Linked DNA regions of Homo sapiens: all the other regions are linked to region 3. A link is a contact called in ENCODE Hi-C or POLR2A ChIA-PET data. All regions are on one chromosome and are shown on one strand. The core of a region is the stretch at or near the end of the contact, and the rest is flanking DNA. Distances in the headings are between cores, read along the strand shown.

The links. A loop is a pair of places that touch in the nucleus more often than their neighbours do. ChIA-PET counts read pairs that join two places held with the same protein, here RNA polymerase II (POLR2A). Pooled maps may share reads with other maps.
Region 1: a loop to region 3 is called in a pooled map, with 3 times the contacts of the local background. The contact joins the enhancer-like site here to the promoter of ZNF106 in region 3. A Hi-C loop is called at or near these places in 1 of 168 maps with a recorded cell type or tissue (CD4-positive, alpha-beta T cell) and 9 of 50 pooled maps. POLR2A ChIA-PET finds 5 or more read pairs at or near these places in 3 of 52 experiments (A673, PC-9 and T-cell).
Region 2: a pooled map shows a loop between it and region 3 (4-fold over the local background). The contact joins the promoter of NDUFAF1 here to the promoter of ZNF106 in region 3. A Hi-C loop is called at or near these places in 1 of 168 maps with a recorded cell type or tissue (CD4-positive, alpha-beta T cell) and 8 of 50 pooled maps. POLR2A ChIA-PET finds 5 or more read pairs at or near these places in 1 of 52 experiments (K562).

What each region holds. Positions count from the first base shown.
Region 1 is chr15:41,428,275-41,430,974 of GRCh38, forward strand. All of the region lies in intron 1 of RTF1 (RTF1 homolog, Paf1/RNA polymerase II complex component), which reads left to right. Among named protein-coding and RNA genes, the nearest start is that of RTF1, 13 kb to the left of the region's middle. RefSeq lists an enhancer at 1,300-1,519. Within about 2 kb of position 1,322, at least 3 of the 41 ENCODE cell types and tissues checked have a DNase peak (open chromatin) inside an H3K27ac peak, as active enhancers do.
Region 2 is chr15:41,401,162-41,403,868 of GRCh38, forward strand. It overlaps NDUFAF1 (NADH:ubiquinone oxidoreductase complex assembly factor 1), which reads right to left and starts at 1,335. Exons shown (of 5, transcript NM_016013.4): 1 at 983-1,335.
Region 3 is chr15:42,489,750-42,492,550 of GRCh38, forward strand. It overlaps ZNF106 (zinc finger protein 106), which reads right to left and starts at 1,392. Exons shown (of 22, transcript NM_001366845.3): 1 at 1,231-1,392. It also overlaps a transcript of SNAP23 not described here. RefSeq lists enhancers at 865-1,054, 1,105-1,154, 1,455-1,564.

The DNA.
Region 1 (2,700 bases), core at 72-2,571, 1.1 Mb before region 3:
TTTTTTTTTTTGAGATGGAGTCTCGCTTTGTTGCCCAGGCTGGAGTGCAATGACGTGATCTCAGCTCACTGCAAGCTCTGCCTCCTGGGTTCACACCATTCTCCCGCCTCAGCCTCCCGAGTAGCTGGGACTACAGGTGCCCGCCACTACACCCGGCTAATTTTTTTGTATTTTTAGTAGAGACGGGGTTTCACTGTGTTAGCCAGGATGGTCTCGATCTCCTGACCTTGTGATCCGCCCACCTCAGCCTCCCAAAGTGCTGGGATTACAAGTGTGAGCTACCGTGTCCGGCCCCCTACTCCTTTTTTTTTTTTTGAAGACAGGGTCTCACTCTGTTACCCAAGCTGAAGTGCAGTGACGTGGTCATGGATCACTCTAGCTTTGACCTCCTGGCTTCAAGTGATCCTCCCTCCTCTGCCTCTGGAGTAGCTGGGATCACAGGTGTGTGCCACCATGCCCAGCTAATTTATTTATTTATTTTGAGACAGAGTCTTGCTCTGTTGCCCAGGCTGGAGTGCAGTGGTGTGATCTCAGCTCACTGCAACCTCTCTGCCTCCTGGGCCCAACCAGTTCTCCCACAGCCTCCTGTGTAGCTGGGATTACAAGCATATGCCACCACATCTGCCTACTTTTTGTATTTTTAGTAGAGACGGGGTTTCGTCATGTTGGCCAGGCTGGTCTCAAACTCCTGACCTCAAGTAATCTGCCCATCTTGGCCTCCCAAAGTGCTGGGATTACAGGCGTGAGCCACCACTCCTGGCCACAGCGAATTGATTTTTAATTTTTTGTAGAGACAGGGTCTCCCTGTGTTGCCCATGCTGGTCTCAAATTCCTGGGCTCAAGGGATCCTTCCTCCTACCTTGGCCTCCCAAAGTACTGGGATTACAGGCCACCTGTAAGCCACCTGTGAGCCACCACGCCCAGCCAATATTCACTGTTTAAATCAACCAACAGTTTTGCTATGAAAGGGACACTAGGAAGTAACTTCTCGGATTTAAAGCTCTGCGAATTACTCTTTTTTCCTCGTCATCTCGTAGATCCTTCCACTTCTCTCTGTCCCTGTGGCTACTTGTTTAATGCGACTGCTGTGGGTTCCTTCTGAGTCCTCTCTGTACTTCCACCCTGGCCCCTCTAGTCTGTTCATCTACCAGTTGTAGTGCTCTTTTTTTTTTTTTCTCTCTCTCTCTCTTTCCAGGAGTGCTCTTTTAAAACCCTTGCTGGATTGGGTTACTCCCCTGCTTCAAACCATTTGATGGCTTCCCACTGCCTAACTTCCATGCTCCTCACCCTGTTTTATAAAGCTCAGAAAGATATGTTTTCTTCTTACCACTAACCCACCGCATTCAATTCTCCTGCTTGCCTGCTAAACTTTAGTCACAGTTTCTCTTTCAGTTCTTTGACTAAGCCAAGCTGTTATCAGCTTCAGGGCCTTAGCTGTTCCATCTGAAGGCCTCTGTCCAGAAAACTGTACCATCTTTTCCTCTCGTGAAGTTTCTAGTCTCAGCCTCAGTGCCTCAGAGAAGCCTCTCTAACCACCCTACTGCAGATAGCCCCTGCACTCATTTGATTCACTTCCTTCTTAACACTTACCATTAGATGGAATTCATTGTTTCTTTACTTGTTCATTGTTTGTCTCCCATACTTGATTTTAAATTCCATGAGGTCAAGGACCATGTATCTTTTCCTTATTTTTTCTTTGTTTTTAATTTAATTTAATTTATTTTATTTTTTCTTTTCTTTTTTTTTTTTTTGAGACAGAGTCTTGCTCTATTGCCCAGGCTGGAATGCAGTGGCACGATATCAGCTCACTGCCATCCCTACCTCCTGGGTTCACGCAGTTCTCCTGCCTCAGCTTCGTGAGTAGCTGGGATTACAGGTGCATGCCACCATGTCTGGCTAATTTTTTTTTTTTTTTTTTTTTTGAGACAGAGTCTCGCTGCCCCCTAGGCTGGAGTGCAGTGGCGCGATCTCGGCTCACTGCAACCTCTGGTTCACTACAACCTCCACCTCCCGGGTTCAAGCGATTCTCCAGCCTCAGCCTCCCAAATAGCTGGGACTACAGGCGCGTGGCACCACACCCAACTAATCTTTTGTATTTTTAGTAGAGACAGGGTGGGAAGACTTTTTTGTTGCATATTGGTCTATTCAGCTATTATGAGCCCTCAATAAGAATGTAAAGGACTGGCTGGGCATCGTGGCTCACACCTGTAATCCTAGCACTTTGGGAGGGTGAGGCAGGTAGATTGCCTGAGCTCAGAGGTTCAAGACCAGCCTGGGCAACATGATGAAACCCTGTCTCTACTAATAATACAAAATATTAGCTGGGCGTGGTGGTGCATGCCTGTAGTCCCAGCTACTTGGAAGGCTGAGGTGGGAGAATCGCTTGAACCTGGGAGGCAAAGGCTGCAGTGAGCCAAGATCATACCACTGCACTCTTGTCTAGGCGACAGACCAAGATTTCATCTCCAAAAACAAACAAAAAGAATATAAAGGACTGAGCTAAAAAGTAATCTTGCTGTGAGTTTTCCCAGTAACTTCCTATACAATCCTCAAGTTGTGGGAAGTGCATCTTGTATCTTTCACACTGTTAAGAGAGTCTTTGCTGTCTCCATACTATTGTGGGTTTTCTTTTCTTTTTTTTGTATTGAGACAGAGTCTTGCACTGTCGCCCGGGCTGGAGTGCAGTGGTGTGATCTCGGC
Region 2 (2,707 bases), core at 85-2,584, 1.1 Mb before region 3:
TCCACTATGTTGGCCAGAGTGGTCTCGAACTCCTGACCTCAGGTGATCCGCCTACATGGGCCTCCTAAAGTACTGGGATTACAGGCGTCAGCCACGGCGCCCAACCTTTTTTTTTTTTTTTTTTTTTGAGATGGAGTCTCGCTCTGTCACCCAGGCTGGAGTGCAATGGCACGACCCTGGCTCACTGCAACCTCCGCCTCCCGGGTTCAAGTGCTTCTCCTGCCTCTGCCTCCCGAGTGGCTGAAATTACAGGTGCCCGCCACCATGCCCAACTTTTTTTTTTTTTTTTTTAAGACAGAGTCCAGCTCTGTCCCCCAAGTTGGAGTGCAGTTGTGCGATCTCGGCTCATTGTAACCTCCACCTCCTGGTTTCAAGCAATTCTCTTGCCTCAGTCACTGGGATTACAGGCGTGCGCCACCACGCCCAGCTAATTTTTGTATTTTTAGTAGAGACAGGGTTTCACCATGTTGGCCAGGCTGGTCTCGAACTCCTGACCTCAAGTGATCCGCCCGCCTCGGCCTCCCAAAGTGCTGGGATTACAGGCGTGAGCCACCGCGCCCAGCCGACATTATCAATAAGGTTTGTTGATAAATCAAAACCATGTAAACAGTATGTTTTCACATGTATTATAAACGTTAAGGGAACCAGGAAAAATTAACAGTTGATCTGAGGTCCCGGAATTATGGATAATATTTAAATTCCCCCGCGCCGGTTGCACTTAAATGATTTTACCTCTACACATACCGAAATTTGAGAAACAAATGATAGCTCATAAAATGTTTTCCAAACCCTCCGTAGTGTTACTTCTCTAATAATATAACTTTAATTATAAATGCTTTGTTTCATTTTTTTTTTTCTACCAGTAAACAGAAAATCTAAACTATTAACTGGACAATACCGCCCTGAGGTTGACGGTGGGTTTTGACAACACAATCCACGCAGCTAGAAGTGAGTAGAATTAGTAAAGCTATCCATGCCTTACCATGTGCCAGAAACTGCTCTAAGTGTTTCACTGACGGCTCACAACAATCCTGAGAGAGGTACTATTATTATTTCAATTATAGAGACGAAGAAACTGACGTTCCAAGGCTAATTTACCCGAGGTCACACAGGTAGTGAGTGGCAAAATTCTTCCGCCTTGGCGTATACCTCCCGCACTCACGGCCTGGCCTCCGGAGGCTAGACGGTTCGCCGCGCTGGGGAGGCCCCCTCAACCCTCAAGTGCCAGGGCTCTGTCGCCTCCCCACACCCGGGACACACCAACCGCCGGCCTGCCGCCGCTTACCTCCCCGAGCCTATAGTGTACCTTCCGCCCAGAAGCCACTTTACCCGTATAGGTCCATCTGCTTTTCCCTTCCGATGCCAAACAAGGCGTCAGAACACCAAAGTTCCGGCCGAGTACAGAAGCCCAGGAAGGACAGCAAGGACCCCGTAGCCCAGCCAACTGAGGTTTTTGGAGGTTTTTGGTCCACTTGGTCGCCAGTTGTAAGGAAGCAGTGAGAATTCAGATAAGTTTTTCGCCTCTCCTTCCTGTATCCTTTCAGGCGGCAAACTCCATCCCTGCGTCTTTTTTTTTTTTTTTTTTTTTGAGACGGATTCTCGCTCTGTCGCCCAGGCTGGAGTGCAGTGGCGCGATCTCGGCTCACTACAACCTCTGCCTCCCAGATTCAAGCGATTCTCCTGCCTCAGCCTCCCGAGTAGCTGGGATTACAGGTGCGCGCCATCATGCCCGACTAATTTTTGTATTTTTAGTAGAGACGGGGTTTCACCATGTTAGCCGGGATGATCTCGATCTCCTGACCTCGTGATCCACCCGCCTCGGCCTCCCAAAGTGCTGAGATTACAGGCGCGAGCCACCAAGCCCGGCCCCCTGCGTCTTTCAAATAGAACCCAGTTATTGCTAACGCGCCTGTATCCCTTCCTTCCTTATCTGTCGCCTCGGTCCCCACAAGAACTGCCTGAGGCCTCAAAAGGCCGATTCTGCTGGAATTGCCCCCATGAATTCTTGAGGACCACCACGCACCTGGACAGCAGCCCCTCCTACCAGCCCTTCCCGAGTCTCGCCCCACACGGTCGCCAGTTGCTCAGGGCATCTGTTTGTACCTTGTGCACACCTCTCTTAAAGCACTTTTTTTTTTTGAGACGGAGTCTCACTCTGTTGCCCAGGCTGTAGTGCAGTGGCGCGATCTGCAACCTCCGACTCCTGGGTTGGAGCAATTCTCCTGCCTCAGCCTCCCAAGTAGCTGGGATTACAGGTGTGTGCCACCACACCCGGATAATTTTTGTATTTTTAGTAGAGATGGGGTTTCGCCATGTTGGCCAGGCTGGTCTCGAAATCCTGACCTCATGATCCACCCACCTCGGCCTCCCAAAGTGCTGGTATTACAGGCGTGAGCCACCATGCCCGGCCAAAGCACTTAAACATTGTTTGTTTTTGTTTTTTTTTCTTACTGCCAGGGAAGACAGAATCAACATTGTATCTTTCACTCACTTCTCACTTCCTTTGCCACGCTGTGAGCTTTCTTGGGTCCAGACTGCGCTGTTTTTCCTTTCCCCAGAATGTACCATAGCGGCGGGAATTTAGTGCTTAGTGTGAATTTGAGAGCATATAGTTCCGTAACACCTTTGTTCTCTAAGGTTCCGAAGGAGCTCACTAAATACACTAGCCCTTTCCATGTTTTCTCCTTCACTAGTTTCCGCGCCGCCT
Region 3 (2,801 bases), core at 142-2,641:
TGTGGGCCGGGCGTGGTGGCTCAAGCCTGTAATCCCAGCACTTTCAGAGGCCAAGGTGGGTGGATCACCTAAGGTCAGGAGTTGGAGACTAGCCTGGCCAACATGGTGAGACCTCGTCTCTACTAAAAATACAAAAATTAGCCGGGCGTGGTGGTGGTGCACGCCTGCAATCCCAGCTACTCGGGAGGCTGAGGCAGGAGAATCTCTTGAAACTGGAAGGCGGAGGTTGCAGTGAGCCAAGATCCCGCCACTGCACTCCAGCCTGGGCGAAAGAGCGAAACTCCGTCCTAAAAAAAATAATAATAATAAAAATAAATAAAAATACAAAAAATTAGCCAGGTATGGTGGTGGGTGCCTGTAATCCCAGCTACTGGGTAGGCTGAGGCAGGAGAATTGCTTGAATCCAGGAGGCGGAGGTTGCAGTGAGCTAAGATCGCGCCACTGCACCCCAGCCTGGCAACAAGAGCGAAACTTTGTCTCAAAAAAAAAAAAAGAAGTTATTTGTGCTTTGAATAAACTGGATATAAACCATTATGGTGGATACAGCACTTATTTGCTAGGTAAGAGAACTTCGCTTACCTAGGATGACAGTCTCAAGTTGCTAAAAGCCACGGATATCTCAAACTTCTCAATAAGATGCCTTAATCTTACTCTCAAAGATGATTACACAACAAATTGAAAGGGGAAGAGGATGTAAAGCATTTCCTCTCCACAATTATACACCGAGATTCGGACTAAATATTAAACGGACACAGTAAGCTGTTGTTACTATTTGTTATTAGTTGTTATTATCAAGACGCATCCCACAAGGAGAGAAACGAAAGGAGGAAAAAGAACGGAGGTTGTCAGTCGCGAGAGGTTGAAATGTGTCCCTGGCCTGAGACCTACGGGCTTTAAGGACCAGGGTCTTTGGACTCCCTGCCCAACTGGGGACGAAGGAGGTCAGTGGCTTCCCCTAAAGGTCAAGGCTTTGGAGCCACGTTTCCTTCTGGGGCTGGGAGCAGAGCTGGAACGCCCCCGCGAAAATCCGTACCCCGAAGCCAGCAGCACCGCCTGCCCATAAACCCGCGCCGGCTCTGGGAGAGTGGACCACCAGGTTGCCCCTGAGCCGCAGCCTGCAGGAGTAGAAACCCGGTGGTGTCTTGCAGCCCCACAACCTCCCTAAGGGGCAGACGACCAGGACCCTTGGGCTCCGATACGCTCAACGCAGGCCGGCCCGTCGATACTCACATTCACAGCCAACCCCTCTTACTCCATCAGGCCGCCGAGAGCCAGGCGAGGGAGCTCCCTGACGCCTCAGACGCCCCCTTCAGTTTTGGGTCCGGGAGCCTGCTCCGGACCCGCTCCCCGCCGGGCCCCGCCACAGCCGCCGCCAACGCGCAGGCGCACACCGAAGCCGTCACGCTCGCTTTTTTTTCCTTTGCCGTCCGCAGTTCTCAATAATCTAGCTTTATTTGAACACAAGAGAGTGAACAACGGACACACAGGAAGAGGTTTTTCTCAAAAAGAATGGAGGAAGAACAAAGGCAGGCCCGCTTGCGGGAGAGTCAGTACGCAGCGTTGGACGCTATGAACAGCCTCCCTGGTCCCTTTTTCATTCTCCTTGTTTCTCCTTGTTCTTTCCCGGCCTCCCTGTAGCTCCTACTCTCTTCCTTGGTGTCCCGCCATTTCCTTTAGTCAGTGGCAACTGTTCGGGCTACATTTTGAAAACACTCCTTCCTTGTAAAACTTTCTGAAGTTGAATGGAAGGTGCAAGAGCTTTAGAACAGCCAGACCTGAGTTTCAGATCTTGGACTAGCTACGAATAATTTGTGACTTTGGGTAAATTACAATTCTTCTTGGAACCTCAGGTTCTTGAGTTAAAATTAGGATAATGTTATCTCACAGGGTGTTGCTAGGATTAAATAACATAGGTCAAGTGTTTATCTATGAATGCTGCCTATCACAGAGCAGACATTCCATAATACTGACTTTATTCTTACTCATGCCTAAGGTATTTATAATATTTTTTAAGTAGAGACGGGGTTTCACCATGTTGCCCAGGCTGGTCTCAAACTCCTCGGCTCAAGTGATCTGCCTGCCTTGGCCTTCCAAAGTTCTGGGATTGCAGGTGTCAGCCACCGCGCCCAGCCTACATTTATTATTTATTTATTTAGTTAGTTAGTTAGTTAGTTATTTTGAGATGGAGTCTTGCTCTGTCGTTCAGGCTGTAGTGCAGAACCGCTCTCTTGGTTCACTGCAACCTCCACCTTCCGGGTTCAAGCGATAATCCTGCCTCAGCCTCCCAAGTAGCTGGAATTACAGACGTGCACTACCACGCCCAACTAATTTTTGTATTTTTAGTAGAGATGGGGTTTCGCCATATTGGCCAGGCAGGTCTCAAACTCCTGACTTCAAATGATCCGCCCACCTCGGCTTCCCTAAGTGCTGGTATTACAGGTGTGAGCCACCGCGCCCGGCCGCCTATATTTATTATTAAACTTAGCCCATACCCATTCCCTCAGAAACCTAATTTTAGTGACTAAGACTATCAGATAAATGAAATGACATTCAGGTTGATAATTATGTGGAGTGTCCCTCCTATATTATTGAGATTATAACATCTCTGTTTAACAAGACCTTCAACGTCTCAAATAAAAGTAAGCAGCGGTGGGGCACAGTGGCTCACGCCTGTAATCCCAGCACTTTGGGAGGACGAGGTGGGCAGATCATGAGGTCCAGAGATCGAGACCATCCTGGCCAACATGGTGAAACCCCTTCTCTACTAAAAACACAAAAATTAGCTGGGCGTGGTGGTGCGT